Linked DNA regions of Homo sapiens: region 1 is linked to region 2. Evidence: read pairs that join two places in POLR2A ChIA-PET (ENCODE). Cell type or tissue: PC-9. All regions are shown on one strand. Each heading gives the region's core, and the rest is flanking DNA. Links, peaks and the distances in the headings are about the cores only.

Region 1 (15,624 bases), core at 5,042-13,041, 49 kb after region 2:
CTCCCCTTCAACTCAAAAAAGACAAAACCACCATTTTCTTTTTCAGTTCTCCCTGCTCCAAGGCCAAGCTCTAGGTCAGTTTGTCCTCTGGCACCCTGGAGCCATTCTACTATTGTGGAGGGGAGGTGGGAGGAAGATGCCTCCACCTGAATCCCACCTGCAGGAGAGCACTATAGCCTGTGCTGTTTAAGTGCATGGGAAGGAAAGAAAGCCTGAAGAGACAGAGACCTCTGCCTAGCCAAGGTGACCCCCTTTCCTTCTGAGCTGAGCTGAGGGCTTTTCCAACCCAGGAGAAGGCAAAACAACGGTTGATGGGCTTGAAGCTCAAAAAAAAGGCCTGCTCAGAATAAAGGCCTGAACTTTCCCCAAACCCACTCCTAGAAGAAAGAACACAGTCAGAAGCTCATGTTTGGTTCCATCGGTGATTTTAAGAATTTCATTTAGGCTACAGAGGTTCATAGGAGGACTCAGAGTTCCAGGCCCTCCAAGGAGACTCTGGCCTGTAACTGATTTAATCCCAGGGCAGTAAGGTGAGCAGCATGTAACCCCTTGTCAAATAAGGCAGTGGAATAAGGGTTGACAGAGGCCAGCACTCAGGCTGTGCTGCTCAATGACAGTGAACTCTTCCAGGCACAGATGATGAGGGTCTGTTGCTCTCAGACTTGGAACATGAGAACAGCAACTGTCTCTTGTCCATTAAGAAAAAAAAAGCCAAATTTCTTCTCTGGGCAATATCCAAGCCCAAGGTGTAAGAAGAAAGCTTCCTTACACTTTCAGCACTCAAAGTGGGATTCCAAAAATCGTAACTACAAAACATGCAGCTAAGCAGGCTCTAGCAAGTCCAGAAACATCTCCACATGGTCAGACCACATGACAAATGTTGCTTTTGGTTTGATCAAACCTGGAGCTGGTCAGTTGCACAGCTAATCCATGGCATCCATGATGTCTTCCAGGCTTCTCTTGATTTTTACACCAACCTTTAGCCAAACTTCACTGAGGGCCTGAAGAGACTTGATTGGGAAGGCCATGGACATGCCAATAGACCCAAGACCCATGCTAGGGAACAGTGATCCAAAGCAGAAAGCCATCTCCCTAGGGCCACCTAATGAAGGCCAGTGAAACGCAGGTGTGTTCTGCAGCCCCAGGCCCCAACAGAGAGGCATCCAAATGCCTTTCCCAGCTCAGGTTGCACACAGAGAGGACAATGAATGGAGTGAAAGGAAGGTAAGGCAGGGAAGAAGTTTCCATCCTGGTTTCCAAAGAAAGCTCCTCAGGTAGGCAGAGGGTTGGGTCAAATGCAAAACCCAACGAATGGATGGTCAGAAAGCCTGTGGTGTTACCAGTTTTTAATTCTTTGTGGATTCAAAACTGAAGTAGAAGGGCCTTCTGAGTCAAACAACACGGCAGCCTGGGCTATGAAATTCTGTTCTGTGATTTTGGCATCACAACCACGTAAATTCTCTTCACACCTCTGCTCCCACATGGAAGGACTGCAGGGAAAGGCACATCACAGCAGCATTGCCCTGGGGTGGGTGGCTTCCCAGACCAGAGTTAGATGTCCCCATGCACAACCATGGGAATGCGGGGTCCCTGCATTCAAAACTCCAGTGACAGAATATAGTCCCCAACCAGCTGCTAGAGACAAGAACACTCTCCAGGCTGCATGCTCAGGCCAGTGCCTGCTCCTTCCATACCTCATGGGTGACAGTCACAAAAGTGGTGGCAGCAGGAGGGCTCAGTAGAAGCGCTTTCGGCTCTGTTCCTGCCATTTGTTGTAGAGTATGATACCAATGACTATGGCAAATACAGAAAACACCAGGGAGAAAAAGACGATGAGGAAGAGGGCCAGGCCACTCAGGGGCGGCAGTGGAGCTGTCACTGAGGAAGCAAGAGAGAAGCAAGTCAGAAAACAGGGAGCCCACCCAATAGGGAAGGATCAAACTATAGGCTGTCCGGCCCCCAGTTTCTGACACCTACTTCTGGGAAGCCAGAGCTTAGACCCCCTCTTTCCAACTGAGAAACAAAGCGGCCCTCCTGCTGCTCATCTGTAACTTGAAGGGGAAAGGCAGATGAAAGTGCTCCCTACCCTTCAGAAGAAGAACACAGAGCAGAGACCGCCCTGTGAGCTATGGGTACAGCACTGCAAGCTCCTCCCCAACTATGGGACCATTTCCCGCGGGCCCCTGTGCTCACTCTCAGGCAGCTTCATATTGTCCACTGAGGGCAAGAACACATCTCGATGGAGCTTTTCCTCTTCTGGGGTTCTCTCCACTGTCAGTTCAAACAACTTCAAGGAAATGACATCATGATTATCTGAAGAAAAATGGAAGAAGGATGACTTGTGCCACTTGAAAAAGAGGTATGTTTCTTGAAGTCAGTATCTTAGTTCAAGCCTCTGATCCACAGCTAACCAGCAGTGACCTTGAAAAAATAATTGAAACCTCTCCATTTTGCAACTAAAAATAAGGATGGGGAACAAGGCATATTCTATATCTTCTGTATTTAAGTTTTTATCAACAAGCATGCATTACCTGTATAGAAGATCGCTGACTTAAAATGGTTCGACTTACAATTTTCCAACTTTATGATGGTGTGAAAGTAATCTGCGCTTAGCAGAAACCATACTTCAAAATTTGAGTTTTGATCTTTTCCCAGGCTAGCGATGTGTAGTACAACACTCTGTACTGAGGCTGGGCAGCAGCAGTGAGCTGTAGCTCCCAGTGAGCCACACAATCACAAGGGTAAACAACCAGTACTGCATCGTGTACTGTATTCCATACGTTACATCAGACATTCAACACTTTGTTACAGAATAGGCTTTGTGTTAGATGATTTTGCCCAACTGTAGGCTAATGTAAATGTTCTAAGCACATTTAAGGTAGACTAGGCTAAGCTATGATGTTCAGTAGGGTAGGTGTATTGAATGCATTTTCAACTTACAATATCTACAACCTACAATGAGTTTATTGGGACATAACGCCATTGTATGTCAAGACGCATCTGTATAATTAAAAAATTTGGAGATAAAACCACAATTAAATCCCATATGTTAAACCTTCCAGCACAGTAAGAACAGACAAAGTAGGACTGCAGCTTCCCCGCTGGTGAAGACCACACACGTGCACACACACACACGTACAACAGGAAAAGGTCTCATGGCCGCTGTTTAATGGGCCATGGGCAGGGCACAGCTATGGGCATGGGATACACTGCCCTTCTAGACTATGCCTGTTTCTCTGTGGCTTCTTGTACTTGTGACTCTTAATCTCCCTAATAATTACCAGAGAGAAGATCAAGCAATTAGGGACTAGATTTCTCTCTTTAAAGTATCATTATAAACTCCTACATTTAACCATATCTGATGTGTTGCAATGCACTGAAGTTAGACTTTTTTTTTTTTTTTTTTTTTTTGAGACAGAGTTTTGCTCTTGTTGCCCAGGCTGGAGTGCAATGGCACGATCTCGGCTCACTGCAACCTCTGCCTCCCAGGTTCAAGCAATTCCCCTGCCTCAGCCTCCCAAGTAGCTGGGATTACAGGCATGCACCACCACGCCCGGCTAATTTTTTGTATTTTTTTTTTAGTAGAGATGGGGTTTCTCCATGTTGGTCAGGCTGGTCTCGAACTCCCAACCTCAGGTGATCCACCTGCCGTGGCCTCCCAAAGTGCTGGCATTACAGGCGTGAGCCACCGCGCCTGGCCTGAAGTTAGATTCTTATTGATGCTCAACTCACCTGTCTTTGTCAAGTAGGAGCCTATTCAGTTTGGCTCCTGCGTCTCTTTACATAAACCCAGAAGTTTTTTATAACTTCCTTGCTTTTCTGGGAAGTTCCAACTTATAGATTTCCTACCTCAAACCCTGCATCAGCCATTTCTCAAGGAAGCTGCAGTTCCTTTTAGGGGGAATTGGTATTTAGAGACCACAAATCTGAGTGCTAGGGGTGCTCATTGCTACTAGGTTGGTTACTGACTGGGGCCTGGATTTCTGGTCATTTATAAGGAGAGCATCCACAGCTGCTTGGACTGCTAGAATCTTTAGCAGATTCCCAGGTAGTGAAAAACTGGATTCATCTTCTGTTGGAAAAATGTTAACTGTCAGAGCTCAGTTTAAACCATGGGACAGGATAAAAGGCCAGGGCAATGCTCCTCATGCAATGCAGGGCATTAAAGCCTGGAACGGCTGGGAAACATCCTAACTTTCTCAGCAGTTTTCAACAACCTACTATACAACAAGTAAGAGGATGGCAACAAGAAAGACCTCAAAAGAAAGAAACAACTTGCATTTAGGGATACCCTATGGGCAGAGAACACAGACTTACTAACTTGGGTATTCTCACTAAAGACCTAGGGCAAAAAACTTAGACTAAACAAAAAATTATTCTCCCCTGCCATTTCTGACAGTTGGGGACTTTCCATTAAAAAGTACGTCAGGAGGTTAACCCAGAAACCTGTAAGCTCAAAGGAAAATGTGTAGTCATATAATGAGATTATATAGCAAAGATCTCCAGCCTATGCCTCCTATCCCCCTGCCGAGACTAAATTTTTCCCACAGGTCTGGCCTGCTCGGTACTTAGAACCTAATTGCCAAAACTAATCTCTCTGCATGACAGAAAGCAGATCAATGGTTGCCTGGAATCCAAGAAGGGGAGGAATACTGCAAAGGGGGATAATAAGGCTTTTGGCAGGTGATGGAAACATTCATATCTTAATTGTGATGGTGACTACATAGGTGTAAATATTTGTCAAAACTCTTCAAACTGTATTCTTCTGTTGTATGGAAAGCACACCTCAGTAAAGTTGATTTTAAAAAAATCAGATGCCAGAGTTTTAAAGATCAGCAGATTGCATTTTAAAAATCCAGATTATCCAGGCTGGGCTCAGTGGCTCATGCCTGTAATCCCAGCACTTTCGGAGGCCAAGGCGGGCGGATCACAAGGTCGAGATGGAGACCATCCTGGCCAACATGGTGAAACCCCGTTTCTACTAAAAATACAAAAATTAGCTGGGCGTGGTGGCGCGCCTGTAGTCCCAGCTACTTGGGAGGCTGAGGCAGGAGAATCGCTTGAATACAGGAGGTGGAGGTTGCAGTGAGCTGACATGGCGCCACTGCACCCCAGCCTGGCGACAGAGCGAGACTCCATATATATATATAAAAAAAAATCCAGAATTCCAACTGCTCTTGAAAAACTGGAAGATTTAGCCTCACTGAGCTGACATTTCCTTTTAGCTACAATGGCTGGAGCTCACTAGCTGTCGGCTTTTTCAGATGGGTATCTGCCTTTCTATTTTGCCACAAGAAACTTCTATTCCAAACTAGCTTTATCCAGAACAAATTATATTAATCAAAAGAAACAGAAGTTCAGTTCCTTTTCTCTTCCCAAAAGATGTTATGATTGGGGTTCAAGCAAAGAGAGTAAGTGTATAAACGAGAAGCTACGAATCAGGCATAAGTAGAAAAAGAAACAAGAGGAGATGGAAAAGTAAAAGAACCAGGTGCTGTTAATGTCACATAAGTCAAGAAGGCAAGAGTTTCAGGGTAATGGGTTAAATGAGCTGAGGAGGACAAAGGGTGAGAACGAGAATAGAGTACTGAATATGGCAAGGAAACAGAATGACCTTTCATGAGAATGGTGTTAGTGTACTAGCAAGATAGAGCACAGGTCTGAGTCAGCATGTTAAGGAGGTGGACAGCTAGGAAACAAAAGGATCTGTACACACAACACATTCAAAAGTCTCAGCAAAAGGAGAGTCTGGGGTCAGAAGAGGGACGGCAAAGTCAAGGAAAAGCTTTGTTAAGGAAGGGGAACGGGGAACATTAGTGGTTGGAAGGAGAGGAGCCTGACAGCAGAAATCAGAAAGCAAGGAACTCACGATACAGGCTAGAAGAGCCAGCTTAATGAAGGGACAAACACTGCTTTCTATTAGCACCAACCATCTTCTAGTGACAACTGTACTAGGAAAGCCTGGCGTGGGTTTTTAAGGAATGTGGATATAAGAATGCAGAAGGAGAAGCAGTCTTGAGGCACCTCCTTCCAGAGCACCGCTCCTCTGGCTCTCCCCTGTGAGAGGCCTCAATGAAGTGTGGGTATTGAGAAGAGGCCTCAGTCAGGGCAAACCAAGAGTGCGCGTGGCAGTACCTGAGAGATCCCCAGTGATGGAGGAGGTGCCGAAGTAGTAGCCGCGGGGCAGGCGGACTCCGGGCACTTCAATGCAGTCCCTCCACTCATGCTTGCCATCAATATCCATCATTATCTAGAATAAAAAGAGAGATAAATCAGGGTCAGGCCATGGGAGCAAGAGCGACACAGCCCACACCACCATCTGGTCCAGGACAAGGACTCTCACCGTCAAATGCCTCTTGACGTAGCGAATCACCAGGAAGGTGTCGTAATGAAGATTGCGGACAATGGCTGTGCAGCCTCCCAGCTCTGTAGGCCGCCCATCCCGCTCATGATCATAGCTGAGGGAGCCGTTGTTCACCATGGCTGAGATGTAGGGGAATACCCGCTGGAAAGCAGAGAGGGGGAAGCAGACACTAAGGAAGAGCACATAGGAACGCCTGTACAAACAGCAACAGGAATTCAGCACATACAAGTTGAGCCCCTTACAGCAGAATAGGCAGCCACTCGACCTCATTGTCAGCAGCCCCTGAGAGCCCACATTCAGATGGTCTCTCAAGGGAAATGGGCCCAGGAAGCGACTACACTTGGTATTTGCCTTCAGTAATTCTCTTGGCTCCTGAACTGGGGTGGGCCTGAAGTGGTCCTCCTAAGACGCTGGAGTCTGACTTGAATGCCCCAAGGTCACCATTTGGCACTTATGTGCCGCCTAATACCAGGGGTTTCCTTTTCGTGTATATGTACCTATCTCCCCAACTGCCACATAAGCTTCTTGAAGAAAAAATTCATTCATCACGTCTTCATATGTCTAAACTTCAGCCCCATCTCCTCCCAACCATGGTTCTGCACACAGCGGGTATTCTGAAAATACCTGTTTGAGCAGGGGAATCTTTCCATTCAGGATAGCTCTTTTCAATTCTAAAATTCTATAAGCATATAAGGCTAAATGGATTAGAACTCAGAACATGGAACGGGGTTGCTGGATGGGCTCAGCCAGCCACAATGACTGTCCTTAGTCAAAAGACTTTCCAGCCCACTTAAGCCTCCTCCACACGTAACTTCTCCGAATAATAATAAGAGGGCAAGGTTCTCCCTTAACAGGGAGAAAATTGCAAGTTTTCCCATAAGCCACTCATTTTCCCATCTATTTCAGGGGCCCTCTCTCCCCAGTAGAGTTGTAGGAGCAATTCTTCCTTAGAAATGGCGAACTAATCATTCCAGAACAAGCCCAATGCCAAGGCAGTGCAAAAAGGCAGGGTAGTGAGGTGGTGAAGGGGTAACATGAGGCATGCCACTCCTTTGGGGAGTATTTGTCCCTTTGTCCCAAATGGTTAACATGCAAGATGGAGATGCAGTCGAGACCAGAGACCGGGGACTCCTGAGACAACCACATGGACTTGAAACAGCAACAAATGTTGGATGGACACATGGGAATGAGGGATGCTCATGATGAGCCAAGAACTGAGTACCTGGACTCCTGGAGAATATCGCCTCTTCTGGGCCTGAGAGGGTCCAGCAGGTTATGATAAAAACAAGAGAGGGCACAGAAGACAGGAGACCAAGTCAGAAAGACACAGCCACAGAAGAGCTATGACCCAGCTGTGATGGATGAACAAACCAACTTAAATCCCCAAACAGAATTTTAGGGTCCCTGAAGGGCATCCGTGAAGTCTTTGCACCCTCAAGATGATAGGCAAAACCATATGCACGGGTGCTTGTACATTTTTCTGAGGAGAGGGTCTGTTACTATATCAGATTCTCAAAGGGGTCCCCTAGGAAGACCGCTCTAACCCATAGAGGGTCCTGAAGCTTTTGGAAGGCACTTTATAAAACACATAGCAGTACGCTGTCCAGGCACGCCGCACTTATGTCTCTGGGAGTCAGTCTCAAGTTTGTCTGTACCCAGCCTACTGTATTTCTATAGCAAGGGGAAAGAGGAGACAACAGGGCTAAATTCTTCCAAATTCAAGACATCCTTTACTATCCAGGATCTCAGGAAACAGCTCCTGCCCAGAAGACCAAAATCTTGCCACTTGAGAGACTATGAAACTAACTCTAATCCAAAGGGATCACTTACCCTCTAACTGAGCCTTATGGTCATATATTCCCAAATAACTATTGTCATTCTAACCTACCACACATAGGCAAGGAAGAAGCTCCATGGAGGCATTGCAGAATGACAGATTTAGAAAATCATCAGGCGTGAGGGTATTAAGCTCTGCTCCAGCAAACAGCTGCAGTTCTAAGCCATTAGCGACAAGAGGTACCTACACAAGCTCAGCTCAGCTCTGCCCTGTGGGACAGGTAGGCGAGGGTACAGAACTCAAACCCTTCACTCCTTTAATACGGTGAACACCTACTACAAGCCAGGTACTGTTCCAGATGCTGAGGGTCCAAAGAGAAACAAGACAGACAGGAATGGAATTAAGATCAGAGTGGAAGAAACAAACAACAAAGAAGCAAATAAAATTATTTCAGATAGTGAAAAATGCTATAAGGAAAATAAAATAGGTAATACAAGGGATGGGCAAGGGAACCTCTCCCTGAGGAGGCAATATCTGAGCTGAGACTCAAGTAATTAGAGGGAGTCCACCAAAAGATCTGAGGGCACAAGAAGCATGAGGGTGGCACATTCAAGGAACTGGAAACAGATCAGTCAGAATCACAGCTTGTGAGAAGAGGCTGCCATGAGGCAAGGCAGCACCCACGGCACTGGGCTCCATGGGCCACAGCCAGGAGTCCGAGGCTGCAGTGCAGATCCCCTGCCGTCCTCCTCTTAACACCACTGGCAGAATTCATACAGGACACAGAAAGGCATGACATCAATCCGTGGATGATTAAACTGGCATGAAGTTAATCTTCAACAACTACCATTTAGAACAAGGAAATGGTGAGCATGTTATCAAGCAGTTTACAGAAACTGGCATCTGAGAGTATGCTCATAATTTCAGTGACAATTAAGAAAAAGGGATTAAAAATGCCCTGTGGAGCTCTGATGAGCCCAAGGCTTCCTTCACTCATCACCTCTAGTAACCCTGATTAGAAGTTTAAGTTGCAACTTTAAAGAGATAGCAATCTCCTATGTTAGCTTGCTTAGAAAATAAACAAATAATAAAGAGACAGCAATCCTTAGCCTAAGGGTGCCTTACTCTTCCCAAGGCTGGTGTGGACCCAGTTCCAGGTAACAGCCAGAGGCATGCTGGACCTTGGGAGCACCTGAAGGAGCTTGTTAACTGCACGTATACATGGGTCCCTCAGTCAAAGAGTCTCATTCGTATGGCTAGAGTGGGGTGCAGGATTGTTTTTTGTTTGTTTTTTTGAGATGGAGTCTCACTCTGTCACCCAGGCTGGAGTGCAGTGGCGAAATCTTGGCTCACTGCAACCTCCACCTCCTGGGTTCAAGCAATTCTCCTGCCTCAGCCTTATGAGTAGGTGGGATTACAGGCGCTCGCCACCATGCCCAGCTAATTTTTGTATTTTTAGTAGAGATGGGGTTTCACCATGTTGGTCAGGCTGGTCTCGAACTCCTGATCTCGTGATCTGCCCGTCTTGGCCTCCCAAAGTGCTGGGATTACAGGCGTGAGCCACCGCACCCAGCCAGGATTATGTATTTTTAAAAAGCACCACAGAAGGCTGTGATGTGCAGCCAAATTGAAGAAACGCTGCACCAGACAGGGAGCCTCACAGCTTTGCAACTACAGAGAATCTGTCTACTTCGGCAACACGAGTTGGCCTTCAACTTTTAACCTCACATTAGTGTAAGTCACTAAATGCCATCTTATTTTCTACGCCTAGTCAAGAGTTCCTGGAAGTATTTCTTGGATAACCACTAATTTCACACAGGAGCAATTTTGTTTTTCCCCTAGAAAGCACTCTGTAAGTTAGAACCAAAGATTGAAGAATCACACTGGTTCAGGCAAGGTGGTAGTTTTATTCCTAATTTAAGAGTCACCAGAAAGGAGAAACTCTCACCTGTTTTATCATCCAAAGGACTGTTGTTTAAAGGGTGGAGAAATGTTTTCAACTTTTTGTACTACAAGACTACTTTTAAAAAAGTGTTTTTTGAAGACCTCTACGGGATAACTGTATCTTCAGCATATTTCGATGGAAAAGACACCCATTAGCTTGTGGATTTATGGATTCTAGGCTAAAATTCCAAATGGCCTCTGTAATTAGGGAGACCTGAGTTCTAACTGCAGTTATGTCACTTATAGCTGTGTAACCCTTCGGTGGATTACATCACCTCTTTGAGATTCTATTTCCTCACTGTAAACAGAACAATACAAAGCTCACAGGGTTCATTATGAAGATGAAATGAGATATGCGAAGCATTTAGTACAATGTCTTGGTGTTCAGGAGGGAGTCAATAAACATTCAATCAGTGACTAGTGTATTTCTAGATACAAATATCGTTCACAGGTACTCATATATATATAAACACAAAGCCAAACATACATCTTCTAAAGCACGAATTCCCAGACCACTGGCTGTGATCAACCATTAATATTTCCAAAAATATTTTGGAGAGTATTAGATTTGGCTTCTTTTTATTGCCTACTAAAAATATTAAAATACAATAATGACAGAACAATCATCTATAATAAACATCATTTTACAAAGGGACACTTTAACACCAAAAGATGAGAGAGAACAATGTAATTTCATAATGAAACAACTGAATACATTTAGCACTTAAGAAAAAGAACTTCATTATTATGATTCTTGCACCAGTGAAAACTCTGTTACCACACAACTGGAGTTCATACACTGGCATCTAGGAGCCACTCTTTTAGAGCAGTGTTTCCATCTCAAACCATACCATTGTCTAGTAAGCTGACCATTTGCTTTTGGGAACCCAGATGTGAAGAAGTGAAGGAGGGGAGAGGAAGAGAGAACAGAACTAAGATGTTTGCAAAATGTCCCTTAGGAATCCACTGAATGGTGTGAATAATAGCTGGTGTTTATTGAGCACTTAGTCTGTGCCAGGCACTGAACTCAGTAATGAGCCCTTCTGCATTTAATTCTCACAATCCTATGAGGTAGTATCAGTACTCCTCATTTCACAGGTAAAAAACTTGTCCAGGATAACACAGGCATTAAGTAGTGAAATCAGGATTTGAAACCAAGTATTCTGGCTCCAGAGCCCTGACTCAATCACTGGGATACACTGCTTTCAATATCTCTCAATATGGAAAAATGTTTCATATGTATTATTTTTTTAAAATCAGGTCTAAACAGTATGTACTCTGAAGCACAAAGAGAACGCTGAGAATAGTTCCAGATTAAAGGAGAGTAACAACTGAATACAACACAGGATCTGGGACTTTCTTTCATTATAAAGGACATATTGGGACAATAGGTGAAATATGAATAAGGCCTGCAGATTAGATAATGGTATTGTTACAAATGTTAACTTCCTGATTTTGATCACTGTGCTGTGGCTACATAAAATAACTTTTTTTTTTAAACACACACACACACACAAGTATTTAGGATTAAGGAGACATCATGAGAGCAATTTACTCTTAGTTCAGAAAAAAAGACACACAAGCACAAACATACACGCAAGACACATACACACAGACACACACACACAAAGAAAGAGGTTAAAGAAAAGGATGGCCAGGTGTGGTGGCTCACACCTATAATCCCAGCACTTTGGGAAATGAAGGTGGGAGGATTGCTTGACCCTAGGAGTTTGAGACCAACCTGGGCAACATGGCAAAACCCCATCTCTACAAAAAGATAGCTGGGCTTGGTGGCATGCACCTGTAGTCCCAGCTACTTGGGAGGCTGAGATGGGAGGCTCTATTGAGCCTGAGAAGTTGAGGCTACACTAAGCTGTGATTGTGCCACTGCACTCCACCCTGGGTGACAAAACCAAACCCTGTGTCGGAAAAAAAAAAAAAAAAAAAAGGACGGCCAGGCGCAGTAGCTCACACCTGTAACCCCAGCACTTTGTGAGGCCGAGGCAGGTGGATCACCTGAGGTCGGGAGTTCGAGACCAGCCTGACCAACACGGAGAAACCCCGTCCCTATTAAAAATACAAAATTAGACGGGCATGGTGTCATATGCCTGTAATCCCAGCTACTCAGGAGGCTGAGGCAGGAGAATCGCTTGAACCCAGGAGGCAGAGGCCACAGTGGGCCAAGATCGTGCCACTATACGCCAGTCTGGGCAACAAGAGCAAAACTCTGTCTCTAAAAAAAAAAAAAAAAATAGGGACAAAGCAAATGTAGTAAAACATTAACATTTTCGGAAATCTGGGTGAAGAACATTCCAAAATTCTCTTGTTATATTTTTTCCCCCTAAAGGACCAACTTTTTTTTCTTTTGAGATGAAGTCTCACTCTTGTCCTCCAGGCTGGAGTGCAATGGCGCGATCTCGGCTCACTGCAACCTCCACCTCCCGGGTTCAAGCGATTCTCCTGCCTCAGCCTCCCAACTAGCTGGGATTACAGGCACCTGCCACCAAGCCCGGCTAATTTTTGTATTTTTAGTACAGACAGGGTTTCACCATGTTGGCCAGGCTAGTCTCAAACTCCTGACCTCAGGTGATCCACCCGCCTTGGCTTCCCAAAGTGCTGGGATTACAGGCGTGAGCCACTGTGCGTGGCCGGTTGTATTCTTATAACTTAATCATAAGCACAAAATTATTATCAAATAAAGATTAATCTGAATCTAGTATTTACCATACAATTTTTCTGCTTTTCTCAATTTTTCTATATATCTGCAATTTTTTAAACATTTAAAAAGGTTTTAAAAACAGTATTTACAACATGATACAATGTCTTTGTTTTTAAAGATGTTTGTACGCTTTTGTTTTTTCAGCATTTTCTAATTCTCCTGTAATGTATATAAAAATAATTAACAAAACAAATGCCTTCTACTAGATGCTACTAAATGTGAAGCATCTCCCACCACACCTCCATTTCATCCTCCCTGGGATCACTAGCGGAACACACTGTCACTTACACACGTAGACCTGTCACTTTTTCAAAGCTGTATAAGCTGCTGGTCCTACAATAATCTTCATCTAGCCCTTTATGCAGAAATCCAGACAAAGAGGAGACAATACCCATCCTATTTAAAGTGAAAAGAAGATCAGTGAGATTCGTTACACATTACTAGGCAGCCTGAGAAGGCCCTTGCTCTGTAAGCCCCCAGACTCCCACAAAGCTATGCTAGGGACTCTGTCCCCAGGACTCACAGCTTCTCAACTGGAGGACACAGAAAAGTGGCACTTCCAGGTCTGGAAACCTTCATATAATTGAATATCATCACGCTCTCTTAAGAAACTCACGGAATGATCTCAATCTCATTTATCTTAGTCCTCAAATCAAGTAATTTGAGGACTTCAATAAAGAGTACTCCAAAATCAGGAGACTAAATTTGAGGTGTGCCCCAAGCACTGACCTTTATAACCTACCCACCCAGATTACAAGTACCAAGTTTCAGAATAGAGCCCATTATGTATGTCTTTATTTCACTGCTGACCATCATTCTGATAGTATGTCAATACTTCTTGTTAATGAGAAGAGCCATCAATTCTATAGAACAGGAGATCTTCAGATCTCCTAAAATCATGTCAACTCTTCTGTGTACATGCCTCTTTCTTGGGTCCAACACTTTAATCAGAGTCTCGAAAGGGTCAAAGCCCAAAGAAAAGAACTAACCCAGGAATAAGCATCCTCTGGAGCACTGGCCCTTGCTTTCTTCCTTTCTCCCTCTTTCACTGTCTCAGAAAAGAAACATGTTAAAATTCTCTCTGCCAACAGTAAAGAGACCACTTTGGGATCAGTGTCTTCATCAAGACAAAGACTTAAGGGGACTGAGTGTGGTGGCTCATGCCTGTAATCCTAGCACTTCGGGAGGCCAAGGGAGGAGGTCACTTGAGTCCAAGAGTTCAAGACCAGCCTTGAAAACATAGCAAGACCGTATCTCTACAAAAAAAAAAAAATTTTTTTTCTTTTTTTGACACAGAGTCTCACTCTGTTGCCCATGCTGGAGTGCAGTGGCGTAATCTCGGCTCACTGCAACCTCCGCCTCCCAGGTTCAAACAATTCTTCTGCCTCAGCCTCCCAAGAAGCTGGGATTATAGGCATGCGCCATATCCCAGCTAATTGTTGTATTCTTATTAGAGACAGGGTTTCACCATGTTGGCCAGGCTGGTCTCGAACTCCTGACCTCAAGTGCTGGGATTATAGGCATTGGCCACTGCACCTGGCCAAAAAAAGTAAAAATTAACCTGGCATGATGGCCACCTGTAGTCCCAGTTATTCAGAAGGCTGAGGCAGGAAGACTGCTTAAGCCTAGGAGTTCGAGGCTGCAGTGAGCTATCACTGTGCCACTGCACTCCATCCTGGGCGATAGAATGCAAGACTCAGTCTCAAAAGAAAAAAAAAAGACTTGAGGAAATGTTTTTTTAACTGGATGGCATGGTATTGTTAAATTTTCTTCCAGTTCAAAGGAGGAAAAAACAATCATCACATCAAAAAAAAGTATGAGGAGTATCTCAAAGTATGGGGAATACCTCAAAAACAACTCCCAAGCTCTTCTCCCCACTCTCTAGCTATTTCTGCCTCCCCAGGGGTGAGGCCCAAACATCTCACAGAAAAGAATGAAGGCCAAGACCGCAACGGTTACACTCTGTGCTCTCATTCCAGGAAGGCCTCTTCTCATTCATTACGCTCTGATTTCAACGGAAGCACATTGTAGCTCCAAGATTGCTACTGACTTCCCTGCAACTTTTCACCAACATCTGGGTAGGTTTGTGTGAGAAAGTGATGATCATCAGCTGATGACTTGATAGTGCAAGATAATCAGGTTATCTTTACCTTTTTTTTTTTTTTGATTTTTTGTAGAGATGAGGACTTGCTATGTTGCCTAGGCTGGTTTCAAACTCCTGGACTCAAGCTATCTTCCTGCCTTGGCTTCCCAAAGTGCTGGGATTATAGGCACGAGCTACTGTGCCTGCCCACTGGTGATCTTTTAATCAACATTAAAAAATAACTACAATACAGCCAGGCGCGGTGACTCACGCCTGTAATCCCAGTGCTTTGGGAGGCTGAGGCGGGCAAATCACAAGGTCAGGAGTTCGAGACCAGCCTGGGCAACATGGTGAAACCTCGTCTCTACTAAAAATACAAAAATTAGCCAGGCGTGGTGGCAGGCACCTGTAATCCCAGCTACTCGGAATGCTGAGGCAGGAGAATCACTTGAACCTGGGAGATGGACGTTGCAGTGAGCCAAGATCACGCCACTGCACTCCAACCTGGGCGACAGGGTGAGACTCAGTCTCAAAAAAAATAAATAAAATAAATAACTACAACACTGAGATATAATTCACAGTCCACACAATTCACTTAAAGTATATAATTCAATGGCATTTAGTATATTCAGAGTTAAGATTATGATTACCACAACCAATTTTAAAACATTTTCATCACCCCAAAAAAAAATCTCATGCCCACTAGTAGTCACTCTCCTCATCTCCACCCCACATTA
Region 2 (15,624 bases), core at 3,224-11,223:
GATTACAGGCACCTGCTACTACGTGTGGGCTAATTTTCGTATTTTTAGTAGAGACAGGTTTTCACCATGTTGGCCAGGCTGGTCTTGAACTCCTGACCTTGTGAGCGGCCCACCTTGGCCTCCCAAAGTGCTGGGATTACATGCGTGAGCCAACGCACCTGGCCAACTTTTTTTTTTTTTTTTGAGACAGAGTCTTGCTCTGTCATCAAGGTTGGAGTGCAGTGGCGCGATCTCAGCTCACTGCAGCCTCTGCCTCCCGGGTTCAAGTGATTCTCCTGCCTCAGCCTCCCGAGTAGCTGGGATTACAGGTGCACGCCACCATGTCTGGCTAATTTTTGTATTAGCCCGCCTCGGCCTCCCAAAGTGCTGGGATTACAGGTGTGAGCCACTGCACCCGGACGTGTATGTTAAACTTTTTAAGGAAAATTTCTAAAAGTTTTTTTTCCAAAATTCCAAACAGGTTCTGCCACTGTACATGCCCACCAGTAGTGTATTAGAGTTTCAGTTGCCCCACATTCTCCACAATACTTGATCTAGTCCATCTTTTTTATTTTAGCCATTCTAATGGTGTGTAGTAATATTTCACTGTGATTGTAATTTAAACCTTCCTAACGACTAACGATGTTGAGCATCTTTTCATGTGCCTGTCATCTGTATATCTTCTTTGGTGAAGTGACTGTTCAAATCTTTAGTTTGTTTTCCTTGGATTGTTTGTTTTCTAACTATTGATATATGATTTGCAAATATTTTCTTCCAGAGGATGACAGCCCATTCATTTTCTGTTTTGTTTTTGTTTTTGTTTTTGTTTTTTTGGGACGGAGTCTCTCTCTGTCACCCAGGCTGGAGTGCAGTGGTGTGATCTCCGCTCACTGCAAGCTCCACCCCCTGGGTTCATGCCATTCTCCTGCCTCAGCCTCCTACAGGCGCCCACCACCACACCCGGCTAATATTTTTTGTATTTTCAGTAGAGACGGGATTTCACCGTGTTAGCCAGGATGGTCTCGATCTCCTGACCTCGTGATCCGCCTGCCTCAGCCTCCCAAAGTGCTGGGATTACAGGCGTGAGCCACTGTCATTTTCTTAACAGTGTCTTTCAAAAGCAGACTTTTTCATTTTGATGAAGTCCAATTTATCAAGCTTTCCTTCCTTCCTTCCTTCCTTCCTTCCTTCCTTCCTTCCTTCCTTCCTTCCTTCCTTCCTTCCTTCCTTCCTTCTTTCTTTCTTTCTTTCTTTCTTTCTTTCTTTCTTTCTTTCTTTCTTTCTTTCTTTCTTTCTTTCTTTCTTTCTTTCTTTCTTTCTTTCTTTCTTTCTTTCTTTCTTTCTTTCTTTCTTTCTTTCTTTCTTTCTTTCTTTCTTTCGAGACAGAGTCTCGCTCTGTCGCCCAGGCTGGAGAGCAGTGGCGCAATCTCGGCTCATTGCAAGTTCCGCCTCCCGGGTTCACACCATTCTCCTGCCTGAACCTCCCTAGTAGCTGAGACTACAGGGGCCCGCCACCACGCCCGGCTAATTTTTTGTATTTTTAGTAGAGACAAGGTTTCACTGCGTTAGCCAGGATGGTCTCGATCTCCTGACCTCTTGATCCGCCTGCCTCAGCCTCCCAAAGTGCTGGGATTACAGGCGTGAGCCACTGCGTCCGGCCAATCAAGCTTTTCTTTGATGGGTTGTGCTGTGTTGCTGTATCTAAGAACACATTATGGGTGGCCATAATGTTCTGTGGCAGCTTGCCCCACATATGTCACCTTCCATCCTGAACCACATTCCTCAAACCTCTGTGTCAGAAACTATCTCCAAGGGGAAAGAGAAAACCCGTAGTTTCTTTGTCAACTCCTACCTCTTACCTTAACCATCCTCTTCCCCAGGACCGGTGAGCCCTTCCCTGACCCAGGAGTAGGGTAGAGTTGGGCTGCTTTGGCCGAGAGGGTGGCACAGTGCAGTGTTGAGGAGCTTTTCCATGCAGGCTTTCTCACTGACTGGTTGTAAGACTTTGGGCACCTCTCTCAAACTCAGTATCTTCCTCTGCAGAGTAGAGGTAATAATGGGCCTACCTCTCAGGCTGCTGTAAAGATGAAAGGAGTTAGGGCAGAGAACATACTGAAGCCCCAACAGCTAGCAGTTGGGTCAGGTTAGTTGGTATTACAAATCTTGGCTGCAGGCCCTAACTAATCCTCACCCCACTGTTGTCTTTTCAGACAGATATTGGGTTTATCTACCATTCTCCAGGTAGGTAATACTTATGGCAAATATGTATGTCTTCTGAGAAAAATCAGGCCAAGGGTCAGAATATCTTAAAATCCCCATATGTCCAACACATGGGTGGAGGGGAGTATTAGAGATTGTAAATTATTTTCTGTATTTGGTAATATTTCACTGTACATTGTGGTATTTTATTTTACCTTATTTTTTAATTTAATTTTATTTTTTGAGATGGAGTCTCACTCTGTTGCCCAGGCTGGAGTGCAGTGGCTCAATCTTGGCTCACTGCTATCTCTGCCTACTGGCTTCAAGCAATTCTCCTGCTTCAGCCTCCCAAGTAGCTGGGATTACAGGCATGTGCCACCACACCCAGCTAATTTTTTATTTTTAGTAGAGATGGGGTTTCACCATGTTAGCCAGGCTGGTCTCGAACTCTTGACCTCAGGTGATCCACCCGCTTCAGCTTCCCAAAGTGCTGGGATTATAGGCATGAGCCACCACACCTGGCCTATTTTAATTTATAGTAATAGCATTTTTCTCTGAAAAACTCAGGGCATCCCTTTGGGTCAAGTGCTAGCCTTATATTACAATCCTGGGTTAGATTTCTATTTTTTGAGGCCAGTATTGGAAGATTAAAGTTTGAGAGGAAATTTCCACCTTACCTGGCTATAACATACACTAGGTTGAGGAAAATGCTTGCCTCTACAGTGCCTGGTTCCAGACCAGGCCACAGTGAGAACAGTAGGTTCCCAAGGCATAAACAGGGGTCCCTGTTTCCTAGAGGCAACAGCTGGCAGCCTTGTGAGCACGCTATCATTGCTTCGTGGTACGAGTGACTCCCCTTTTCCTCTGCCACTGGATAGAAAGCAGGATGCCTGAGACCTATTTCCACCTTCCCCTCCTGCTAAAACAAAGGCTGGTTTCAGGGGAGAAGGAAGGAGGCTGCAGGCAGATCTCCCATGGCCTTTCTGCCTCTCTAGGTCACACACTCCTAAGGAAATGGCTAGGCCTCTGCCAGCCAAATAACCCTGGCAGTGGTGTGACAGGCTACCTGAAAGTCACCATCTATGCCCTCGGTGTGGGAGACCAGGCCCTGGTGAGCTGCCCCTAACCCCGGAAACTTTCCTATCCTGGCTGCCTCCTGGGGGCACCCCTGGGCCTCACCCTGGATATTGACCATCACATCTCTCCTTTGTCCGCTGCGTCACTGCAGGGTTGTCCCATCCCCCCTGCACCAAGTGGGAAGTTGGAGAAGCAAAGTCTGGTGTCCTTGCCTGTGACCTCCCCATTACCTTGACTATATCAGCTCTCTGGTCTCTCCAGATAGATCAAAAGCTGCTCTATGGCACCGATGACACCGATATTCAGATCTTCAAGTCAGCGGTAGTCCCGATCAACATGGCTTACTTACAGCTCTTCATCTACTGCGCAGAGGACCTTCACCTCAGTTAGAGTCTGGGTGCAGGGGAGGGAGCAGCCCTGAGATTCCCTACACGGTGATACCCTGGATCCTCATGGAGTTTCCTCATTCCTTTTGGCACTAAACTACTGTTTGGGGTAGGGGGGACAGGGTGAGACTGGAATTGCTCCCAGACTTGTCCTGTGGAGGTGCCATGGACACCCTTTCAAACGGGTCTCACACCCCCAGCCTGTCTATGATGGCCAGATGCAAACTCAAGGCTCCCTATGTCCCCCCACCCCATGCCATTGTGTGGAAGAAGAAGGGGCATGGTGGGAACTGGAGACAGGTCTGCCCAGGGGGCACCCCTCTAAATTATAGGGGAGGGTTTTCAGTTGTTCTGTCGCCACCCTATTTCCTCCTCCTGAAAAATGCTGCTGGCTCAGATATCTTTTAACTTGTTGTTCATAGAGAAACACCAGTCAGTGAATCCTCAGTTGGAGGTGGAACTAATTGGGGAAAAGGTAAGTGTAGAAATATTCTGAGACCCAGAGAGATTGGCATCTAGAGAAAGTAGTTTGGAGAGGAGGGTGGCCTGGTGGGCAAGACCACAGGAATCATCTCCCAGTCACCCACTGAGAGAAGTATGCACCCCTGCACCTGGAACTCTGTGCAGGCGGAGGCCACGTCTTATTCTCTGCATGCCAGATGCCCCCCAAAAACCAAATACACGTGGAAGAATGAGTGCGTGAATGAAACATGCCAATGAGTGAACACCATCGAAACTGTCGCCACCCCTCAGTTTCTTCATGTGTAAACGAAGGTTCTGGGCAAGAGAGTTGCTGACATTCCATGAACCTCTATGAATACGGAATAGCATTTTCCAAAGTGTGCTGATGGGTGTCATGGGTAAAAAAGGGTCCTATGTTCAAATTCGGACAATGCTAGGTTACAGTTAAACAGATATTTTCCATATTTGCCAAGCAGAATTTCTACCATATTCTATTTGTTGCAAGCAAGTCGTTAAATCCAGCCCACACATAAGCGGAGAGAAAATAATGTCTATCTTTTGAAGGGAGGAGTACCAAAGAATTTGTGAACATATTTAAAACCACCATACTGAGTATTTCCCAGTGAGTGGTTGGGTACCCCCAAAGCTAGGTGAAACGTTCTCAGGTGGTAAGTGACACGCAGTTCTCAAAAATTTTGATACTTCTGTGTTCATCTTAGTGTACCTTAAAAAGTTTAATAAGGCCAAGTAACACTTGATTCCACAGATACCACTGCTTACACATAAACTCAACTGACGGTTTTAAAACAGGCATGCTGCTGCCATTAGCTGTGTTTTTGCCCATTTTTCTTTTGGGATCTCAGAATTTATCTAGCAAAATATATGTCTATACACTCATATAGTAAGGTCAGTAGCCTTATATCTATTTAAAAATGAAGTCTATTGAAAGCTGACTTAAGGAAAAATATGAGGAATCTGAATCTGGCAAACACCTCGGGTAAGTACACAAAGGACTGGCGCTGTTGCTGCTGAGAAGTTGTGCAGGTGTCTTGAGAGCAGGGATTAGCCCAAGCACCTCTGTGCTGTGGTGTCCACTGGGAGGCTGGACAGGAAGAGCTGGAAGGTGAGGTCAGTGGAGGGAGGAGGGGGCAGGCTGGCACCAACACTGCTTTGGGACATTCCAGCTCAGGACACACATGCAGACCCAAACCGACAACCCGATATGGAACCAGATCCTGACCTTCCGGATTCAGGTATGGCTCCTCCATCATGCCCACCCTTCTCCCACATCCCCTAACATAGAAGGGAAGTTTGGATGATTGTGTGGGGGTGAAGACAGAGGGTGGGGGCCAAAAAGCATGGCAAGGGGGACTCTGCCTGATAGGGAGCATGAGGAAGCCCAGGACATATTATGGAAAACTTTACCTTTTACAGCTTACTGAGTTATCATTGACGTACCTATGTCAATGGTATGTATGACTTGTAGATATTTAAAATGTACAATTTGGCTGGGCACGGTGGCTTACACCTGTAATCCCAGCACTTTCGGAGGCTGACGTGGGCAGATCACTTGAGCTCCAGAGTTTGAGACCAGCCTGGACAACAGTGGCGAAACCAGACTCTACTAAAAAGATAAAAATTAGTCGGGCGTGGTGACATGCGCCTGTAGTTCCAGCTACTCGGGAGGGTGAGGCAGGAGAGTTGCTTGAACCCCGGAGGTGGAAGTTGCAGTGAGCTGAGCCGAGGTAGTATCACCTACTTATTTGAGCAAACACTTCAGCTAAGTAGGTGATAACAACCTGTTGCCCAAGCCAAGCCACTGCACTCCAGCCTGCACAACAGAGGGAGACTCAGTCTCAGGAAAATATAAAAGAAAAAAGAAAAGAGAGAGAGAGAGAGGAAGGAGAGAGGGAGGGAAGGAGGGATGGAAGGGGAGGGAAGGAAGGAAGGAAGAAAGGAAATGTACAATTTGATACATTTTAAAATATGTACACATCCAGGAAACCCATCATACAATCAACATAATGAATATATCTATCACCTCCAAAAGTTGCCTAATGCCTCTTGGGAATCCCTCCCTGTGATTCCTATTCCACCCCCTCCCATCCCCAGGCAACCAACAATCTGCTTTCTGTTACTACGTATTAGCTTGCATTTCCTAGTGTTTCATAGAAATGGAATCGTTCAGTAAGTACCCTTATTTGTCTGACTTCTTTCACTCAGCATAATTATTGTGAAATTCATTCATGCCATTGCTGTGTATCAGTGGTTTATTCCTTTTTGTTGCTAAGTAATATTCCATTGTATGGATGTACCACAGTTTGCTTATCCCTTTCCTTGTTTATGAACATTTCCGGTTTGGGGCTGTTACAATGAAGCTGTAAACACTTGTGTACAACCCTTAGCATAGACATATGCTTTCATTTCTCTTAGGTAAATATGTAGATGCAGAATGACTAGATTCTATGGTAGATGTATTAAGCAATGAGTGGGTCATACAACTGAACTTTCCAGAGAACTTAAATGTGCCCTTTCACCCACATATAAAAACAAAACAAATCCCTTTAAAGACACATTTTAAATGATAATATACATTTTCTTATCTTCTCAGCAACTTTGCCCTGAATATAATTAGAGCTTTTTGTTGATGGCCTGGAGCCATTATGGGAACATAGTTATTATCCTGGGCTATCTGCAGTACCGGGCTACTTGTTCCTGCACTAAATGGCTCTGAGATGCTTTCTTTTTGGGGTTCTGTAGTCTGATTTTGATCGCCTTTCAATCTGTCTCCGTCACCTATCAGCTGTTGTGGATGACAGTTCTCTTGAAGGCGGAGTCTTACTGGCCTTTTGACTCTAAGTCAGGCTTCTAAGAGCAGTGTGTAAAATAAGAACACAGTTCTGAGAGAGAACTTGAGCTGAGAGATAACTTGAGCTCTCTCATAAGTGCAGGCACACAGGAATTTGTGTGACATGGACTTGGCAACCCAGAGAATGTTTTGTTTCCTCATACCTTACATTGTGAAATACAAAATTAGCTAATGCGCTCCCCTTCTCCCTCCTGTGAACTCCCCTCCTTGCTGCTTCTAGTAGCTACCCAGTCTGCCTTCCTGTGAGTCATCACTTTCAACCATTCCTCATAATCCCTGCCTCCTTGGATGATTTTATAGACTCTGAAAGTAGGAAGACATTTCAGAGGAGGCCTAGTCCATCCCCCATCCTTGCCAAGCTCCCTCCCACCTTTTCCGGCCTGTGATGAGGGCACAGGGCTGGGATCCTCAGATGTTCTGTGGCTGTTCAGAGCCTTGGGAAATCTTCTTTTTTCATCTTCTGTTCATCTTCTTTGTTCATCTTTTTTTTTTTTTTCTGAGACAGAGTTTCATTCTTGTCACCCAGGCTGGAGTGCAATGGCGCGATCTCGGCTCACTGCAACTTCTGCCTCCTGGGTTTAAGCTATGAGTAGCTGGGGCTACAGGTGCCTACCACCAAGCCTGGCTAATTTTCATATTTTTAGTAGAGACGAGGTTTCACCATGTTGGCCAGGCTGGTCTCGAACACCTGACCTCAGGTGATCCACCTGCCTTGGCCTCCTACAGTGCTGGGATTACAGGTGTGAGCCACCATGCCCGGCCCTGTTCATCTTCTTACAGGCTCAGAACCAATGGCACAGGCCAGGCCCTCCCTCATCCCTGAGAGAGGCCTTCCAACATTTGAAGATGTTCAAACACCCCTGGAACCTCATCCATTTTCCCCAGAACACAGTCTCCAGGGTGGGGCCCTTTGGATACTGGCCTGATTGCCTTTAGCCCTTTGGAAATGCAGCAGGCAGGTGTGAACCTCTCTCTGAAGAGGCAGAACAGCCAGCCACACAGATGGCAGCATCTGAGGCCAGGTGGTCAGAAGGGGAGCAGAGCCCAGGGCACTGCAGAAAACTGGCCTGTACCAATGGTCAGTCCGAGGGCCCCAGGGCAGAAGGGGAGGCAGCACACTAGATGAGGAACCAAGAAGCAGGAGGAGAATTATTAGCAGGATGGATGGAAAGGTGGTTCCGCCATAAATCTGAACTTGGAGGACTCCTAACTTTGGAAGACCTGGATGCCTTCTGGTGCCGATCTCTCCCCTTCCAATGTCCTTCCTTAACCTGGGCAATTTCCTCCTTTCTTACTGACTAGCTGCTCACCTGGAAAGCCCTTTCCTCTTCTCCTTGGCCCCTTAGCTGTCAGGACCCAGGGAGAATGGGATGAAGAAAATGGAAAGCTGGGAGGTTCCCAGCCACATCCCAAGAACTGCTGTAAGGAGAAGAGGCCCCAGCTGAGAGGATTGAGGATTTGGGGTCCCACTCTGGCCTCAACCCAGCAGCTCTATTTTACACATGGACACATGGATTTTTTTCTTTTATTTATTTATTTTTTTTTTTTAGACAGTCTTGCTCTGTTGCCCAGGCTAGACTGCAGTGACGCAATCTCAGCTCACTGCAACCTCCACCTCCTGGGTTCAAGCAATTCTTGTGCCTCAGCCTCCTGAGTAGCTGGGACTACATGCATGAGCCACCATGCCCAGCTGATTTTTTGTATTTTTGGTAGAGATGGGGGTCTCAATATGTTGTCCAGGCTGGTCTTGAACTCCTGGCCTCAAGTGATCCTCCCACTTCAGCCTCCCAAGTACTGGGATTACAGGCATTAGCCACCGCATCTGGCCTCTTTTCTTTCTTTCTTTTTAAAAATAATTGAGGAAACCATAATGCAGAGTGGAGATGGGACACAGAAGCTTGGGTAGGAATCCTGACTCCACCCCTTACTATGTGACCTTGAGCAAGTCCCTCTGCCTCTCTAGGCCTGATTCCCCATCTCTTTATAGGGACAATCACAGTCCTCAAGGGGTTACAGCAGAGTGGTTTTGGCAACTGCATGTAGCATGAGAACTTCAGGAACTCAACCTCTCTGATCTCAGCTTTCCCATATGAAAATGGGAATAATAATAGCACCTGGTTCATGAGGTTTTTAGGAGAGCCCACTCAGCTGGTCTATGGAATTTGTTTAGCACAAGCCAGGGGCAACAGAAACCTCCTAAAGAGGCAGCTATTATTATTTATTCTTTTTTTTTTTTTTTTTGAGACGGAGTTTCGCTCTTGTTGCCTAGGCTGGAGTGCAATGGCACGATCTCAGCTCACTGCAACCTCCTCTTCCCGGGTTCAAGTGATTCTCCTGCCTCAGCCTCCCGAGTAGCTGGGATTACAGGCATGCGCCACCACACCCGGCTAATTTTGTATTTTTAGTAGAGACAGGGTTTCTCCATGTTGGCCAGGCTGATCTTGAACTCCTGACCTCAGGTGATCTGCCCGCCTCGGCCTCCCAAAGTGCTGGGATTACAGGCATGTGCCACCATGCCTGGTTTATTATTTATTCTTTGAGGAGACAGATATACTGCTGTTTAAAAAGTTGATGGCTAGACATGATGAAGACATTCTAGGCCCACGGCCTCTCCATGAGATGGTTTGGTGAATGTGCATTCAGACTGCGAGGGGCTGTATGAGGACAGTAATATCTACCAGCCCACAGTCAGGGCAGACTCAGGTGTCAGAGGGGCCTGAAGCTTATGCAATTAGGGGACTTTTTTTTCTTTTTTGAAACAAGGTCTCACTCTGTCACCCAGGTTGGAGTGCAGTGGCACGATCATGGTTCACTGTAGCCTCAACCTCACGGGCTCAAGCAATCCTCCCACCTCAGCCTCCTGAGTAGCTGGGACTATAGGTGAGTGCCACCACACCCAGCTAATTTTTGTATTTTTTGTAGAGAGAGGATTTCATCATGTTGCCCAGGCTGCTCAAGTGATCTGCCCGCTTCAGCCCCCCAAAGTGCTGGGATTACAGGTGTGAGCCACCATGCTTGTCCAGAGGGCCATTTTAAAGACAAAAATACAAAACGATCATGTGACAAGTTCCAGGCCCCTCTCAGGACCTTGCAAGGGGCCTATTCAAATGGGAGGCCCAGCTGGGCGAGGTGGCTCACACCTCTAATCCCAACATTTTGAGAGCCCTACGCAGGAGGATTGCTTTTGCCCAGGAGTTCGAGACCAGCTTGGGCAACATAGTAAGGCACCTGTCTCTACAAAAAAAAAAAAATTGTTTTTAATTACCTGGGCCTGATGGCAGGTGCCTGTAGTCCCAGCTACTCAGGAGGCTGAGGCGGGAGGATCGTTTGAGCCTGAGAGGTGTAGGCTGTAGTGAGCTATGATCATGCCACTGCACTCCAGTCTAGGTGACAGAGCAGCACCCTGTCTGAAACAAAACAAAGCAAACCCCCAGAAAACAAGAGGCCCTAAAGCCAAAGCTCGATTCGCTTGGTTCAAAATCCAGCTTTTCTATGATGAAGTGGCTCACTGGTAACTGAGCCAGGACTTGCTCCCAGACCCGCGACTCCCTACCTGTTCTTAAAATCTCCACGAGGGCCAGACCATCCCAATGTGTACCCACCGCACCTCTCTCCTTCCCTCCACAGCTACCCTGCCTCTCCAGCTACATCAAGTTCAGAGTCTTGGACTGGTGAGCAACCTGGTGGAGGCTGAAGCACACAGGGAAGGAAGAAATGAGAGCTGGGCCGGGGGCTCAGCCTGAGGAGTGTGTTTCTCTCTAGCCGCAAGAAGGACTGCCCGGATGAGATTGGGACTGCCAGCCTGTCCCTCAACCAGATCTCGTCCACCGGAGAAGAGATAGAAGGCAAGCAAAGCCTCGAGCCCACTTCCTACACCCCTCGTCCTGCGCCCGACCCTTCTCACTCTCTCTCCTTCCAGGAGTGTACTCCGGCTTCCTGCCCTGCTTTGGCCCCAGCTTCCTGACTCTGCATGGGGGTAAAAAGGCCCCTTTCAGGATCCAGGAAGAAGGCGCTGTAAGCTTCTCACATCAGCTCTAGGGTACAGTGGAGGTAGAGCTTCCCCATGTAAAGCACTAGGGCCTGGGACGTGCCCCGAGGCCCCGGCCCTGGTTTCTGTCCCTCGGGGTCTTGTGGAGGACGTGAAGCCTGTCCATGAGCAGCCACGTGCATGTGGGACAGGCGTGGGGGCACAAGAAAGGAGCAAGCGGAAGCTCTGGGCTTTCCCTGAGGAAGGGGCTTTGAGAGGAGACCATGGTAAGATTTTCAGCAGGTGGGAAGGGCGCGAAGGACGGAGGACACAGCACAGGCAAGTGTGAGGAAGCATGAGGTTATTCAGGAATGGCGGTAAATGCCAGAAACCCGACTCGAACAGGCTTAAACCCAGGGAAAAACAAGAGCCCTGTCCGCCCGGATCTACTGTGGATCCCAGTTTCTGACTGTGCAAAGAGGCCCTGGGAAGGAACGAGGCAGGGAAGGATGCTGAGGAAGAACCACAGGCATTGGTCCTCAAGGCCACTAGGAGGTCCTCACTCTCCTTCCCCCCTGCCTCATTCCCTCCTGCCTCAGTCAGACTTCCCGGCTGGGAACCTCACCACACAGCCTCCAGCAGGGAAGGCCAGGGAAGCATTCTAATTGTCCTCCTTAGGTCATGTGTGCTCCCCGTGGCTCACAGTTGCCAAGGAGGCAGGGCAGGCTCTGATTGGCCAGGCGGGTAGTGCAAACTCAGTGGTAATCACAGTTACCACCCAGCCTGAAGCATGGTGGGAGCACGGTATTCCATGGGGCAGGCAGGATCCCAGGGTGCAGAAGAGGGCTCAATGCCCAGAGGTTTCCCGGCGTGGAGGTTTCTGGAATTCTTCTCCGGGATTGTGGTTGCAGTAAGCCCCGGGCAGGCAGTGACTGGACAACCTTGTCTTTGCCTCAGGGGTTTCAAAGGAGATTGGCCTGTTCTTTTTCTCTCACCCCTTTTCTCCGTTTTCCTCTCGCTTGCCCTAGTGTATTCCCGACTCTGTTAGGGATGGTTTAGCTTATCGAGGCCGAGTCTTCCTGGAGTTAATCACCCAAATCAAGTCCTATCAAGACTCCACGATAAAGGATCTCTCCCATGAAGTGACCAGGATAGAGGTAACTGCGGGAAACAGGTAACCCAGGGAAAAACAAGAGCCCTGTCTGCCCCGGATCTACTGTGGATCCCAGTTTCTGACCGTGTAGAGAGGCCCTGGCCACTGGCTGTTGAGTGTGTAAGGATGCCTGATCAATCGGCCTGATTATTTACTAAGGCCCTGCTAGTGGCTTCATGCTGCACCAAATCCCGGTGGTTGGGGGACCCTGATGGAAAAGATAAGGTTTCAGTTTAAGAAATGCCTAATCTGGGCAAGGTGCGGTGGCTCACGCCTGTAATCCCAGCACTTTGGGAGACCGAGGAGGGAGGATCACTTGAGTCCAGGAGTTTCAGACCAGCCTGGGCAACATGGTGAAACGCTGTCTCTACTAAAAATACAAAAAAAAAAAATGTAGCTGGGCATGGTGGTGCACGCCTGTAGTCCCAGCTACTAGGGAGGCTGAGGCAGGAGAATCACTTGAACCTGGGAGGCGGAGGTTGCAGTGGGCAGAGATTGTGCCACTGCACTCCAGGCTGGGCAACAAAGCAAGACTCCGTCTGAAAAAAATAAAAAATAAAAAATAAAATGCCTAATCTGTGCCGGGCACGATGACTCACACCTGTAATCCCAGCACTTTGGGAGGCTCAGGCGGGCAGATCACTTGGGGTCAGGAGTTTGAGACCAGCCTGGCCAATATGGCGAAACCTCATCTCTACCAAAAAAATACAAAAATTACCCAGGCATGGTGGCTTGCGCCTGTAGTCCCAGCTACTTCGGAGGCTGAGGCAGGAGGATTTCTTGAACCCAGGAGGTGGAGGTTGCAGTGAGCCAGGATCATGCCACTGCACTCCAGCCTGGGTGACAGAGTGAGACTCCATCTCAAAAAAAAAAAAAAAAAAAAAAGGAATCCCTGATATGGTTAAGGAGAAATTGTGTTAATTCGTGACCTAGTTTCTCAGGGCTTTGTAAAACAATCTAAGGGATTTGGGTTTCTTCCTGAAGCCAGTGGAGGGCTACTTACTGAGGCAGGAAGGGGCAGGAGGAGCAGTAGCAATGGACTGGAGGAGAGTAAGTTGGGGTCACCCAGTCAAGAGAAACAGGAATACAGCCTTGCTGGCAGAGAGCTAGAGAGGAGGTGGGTAGGTTTCAGAGACCCTTTGGAAACAGAATGGCCAGAGCCAGTGACCAACAGAACGTAAGTGAGGCTGACTCCCCTTACTGAGGCCCATTTTCTGCCATGGGTGACGAGGTGGTCAGGGGTGCAATGCACCAAGGTGGGCTCTCTAAAGAAGGAGCAGATATGAGGGAAATGATGAAACCCATCTCTGACATGTGATGTAAGACATCCACATAGACCAGCTCTGGAGCCTACTAGACACAGGGATGTGACATCAACACACCAAGGTTTGAACCTGTGGTAGTGGAAGAAATTGCCTGAGGAGAGTAGGTGGAATGAAAGGAGAGGGAAGCTATGAGGATGCCACAGTCTAAGAGGCAGGTGAAAGAGGAGAAGGGATTTGCAGAAGCGGTTGGACAGGAGCCTGCAGAGGCGGACTCAGGAGTGGAGATTTGCAGAAAGGAGTGACCAGCAATCTTGAATGTGGCAGAGAGAAAGGGCGAGGACTGAGAGATATCTGCTGGTTATTAGGAAGATGTCAGTAGCCTTAGGTCAGGAGAGAAGCTGGGCTGCCATAGATGGGAGGGAGAGGTAGGAGCCAGTGCACAGAGACAAACCTTCTAAGAAACCTGATTGAAAAGCTGGGCTTGGGAGGCTGAGATAGGAGGATTACTTGAGCCCCAGGAGTTTGAGACCAGCCTGGGTAACATAGTGAAACCACATCTCTAAAAAAAAAGTAAAAAAATTTTTTTTGAGATGGAGTTTTGCTCTTGTTGCCCAGGCTGGAGTGCAATGGGGCGATCTCAGCTCACCACAACCTCCACCTCCTGGGTTCAAGCAATTCTCTTGCCTCAGCCTCCTGAGTATCTGGGATTATAGGCATCCACCACCACGCCCGGCTAATTTTGTATTTTTAGTAGAGATGGGGTTTCACCACATTGGCCAGGATGGTCTTGATCTCTTGACCTTGTGATCCGCCCGCCTCAGCCTCCCAAACTGCTGGGATTACAGGCATGAGCCACCACGCCTGGCCTCAAAAGTAAATTTTTTTAACGTGAAAGGAAATGAGAACAGGTGGTAGCTAAATAGGGGTTCAGATGGGAGAAGGAAAGTTATTTTTTTTCAATAGGGGAAACCTGAGCTAGTGAACAGACCGGGGGAATGCAAGAATGGGGCAGAGGTTGGCAACAGAAACAAGAGGGGCTGATACAATGGACAGGAGGCCCAAGAAAGCACTTGGTGAGAACAGCCGAAGTTGGGGGCATAGTGGGCAGCTGGAGCAGGAAGTGGGAAGGTTCAACCTTTCTGGGAGTATGAATGTGTGTGTGTGTGTGTGTGTGTGTGTAAAACCTCAGCCCTACACCCCTATCCACATTGTGTCTTCTGGGGGAAAGGGTTTAGGCAAAAAGGAGGAAGCATCTCTACTTGGAATGGGGATGGGGTGGCCCAACTCAGAGCCTACCCTAACAAGGGAGGAGACCACCCCCCTCCCCAGCCACCTGATTTCAGGAAGGGAGGGAGCCAGGGCTGGCTGGGTGGAGGGGCCAGATGATGGAAGTCCTGGAGGAACTGCCCTGGATCAGCAGGGTGCGAGGGAGCCTCTGAAGGCCTTTGAGAGGGAGAGAAGGGAAGATGGCTTTGAAAGAAAGATACCTCATCCTTGCCTCCCTGCCTGTCAATATAACCCTTGGCTTATGTACTGGGTATGGGGGGTGGGGGCGGTTATTGTTTCAGAAGCACCAGAACCGCCAAAAGTATGGGCTGTGCGTCATCTTCCTTTCCTGTACCATGATGCCCAACTTTAAAGAGCTGATCCATTTCGAGGTCAGCATCGGTCACTATGGGAACAAGATGGACCTGAATTACAAGCCTCTAGTCTCAAGCACACCGTACAGCCCAGTGATATATGATGGTAATTGTCAGATTCAGGCAATAAGTAGAGAGCAGCCACTGCATGCCAGGCCCTGTGCTAGGCTCTCTCAGGGGTATTAGCTCATGGAAGATTCATAGGCATTATTTACCTATATTTCACACATGAAAAAATGAGGTTCAGGGAGGTGAAGTCATTTGCCAAACTATAGCTAGCAGGTGGTGAACCCATGAGTTGAAACTAGGTCTTGACATGAAGTCCTTCTCTACACTGCTTTCCACACTACAACTTCACCAACCCCATCTTTTCCCCTACTCTGAACCACCTCTCATCCATCCATCCTCCACCCACCAATTCACGCATCCATCTATTTTTTATCCATCCATTCAGCCACTCAACTCCCACCCACCCACTTACCCCAACATCCAACCAACTACCCCTCCAGCCGTTCATTCACTCATCCAATATATACTTATTGCACACCTATATTGGGCACTATAGAGCAGCGGCTCTCAGAGAGCAAGCCCTGGGCCAGCAGCATCCGCATCACCTGGAAACTTGTT

Evidence for each region. ChIA-PET counts read pairs that join two places held together with the same protein. Peaks named below come from ENCODE experiments on the same cell type or tissue, not always from the same donor. Only the 100,000 strongest peaks of a DNase experiment are listed, where the experiment ranks them.
Region 1: POLR2A ChIA-PET joins it to region 2 with 11 read pairs; 7 of 35 experiments call an interaction of 5 or more read pairs at or near these places.

What each region holds. Positions count from the first base shown.
Region 1 is chr2:96,705,521-96,721,144 of GRCh38, forward strand. It overlaps LMAN2L (lectin, mannose binding 2 like), which reads right to left. Exons shown (of 8, transcript NM_030805.4): 5 at 6,344-6,505; 6 at 6,136-6,250; 7 at 2,194-2,313; 8 at 409-1,878. The coding sequence ends at 1,736. Among named protein-coding and RNA genes, the nearest start is that of LMAN2L, 27 kb to the right of the region's middle. In PC-9, for the core only: no CTCF peak of the experiment used is centred there; no DNase peak of the experiment used is centred there; H3K27ac peaks cover 1,639 bases.
Region 2 is chr2:96,658,152-96,673,775 of GRCh38, forward strand. FER1L5 (fer-1 like family member 5) reads left to right here. Exons shown (of 53, transcript NM_001293083.2): 10 at 2,190-2,220; 11 at 3,174-3,289; 12 at 3,517-3,640; 13 at 4,064-4,116; 14 at 5,288-5,356; 15 at 10,600-10,643; 16 at 10,735-10,817; 17 at 10,892-10,986; 18 at 11,968-12,096; 19 at 14,926-15,103. Among named protein-coding and RNA genes, the nearest start is that of FER1L5, 23 kb to the left of the region's middle. RefSeq lists enhancers at 2,912-3,412, 3,413-3,913. In PC-9, for the core only: no CTCF peak of the experiment used is centred there; DNase peaks (open chromatin) are centred at 6,582 and 7,140; H3K4me3 peaks cover 972 bases; H3K27ac peaks cover 2,317 bases.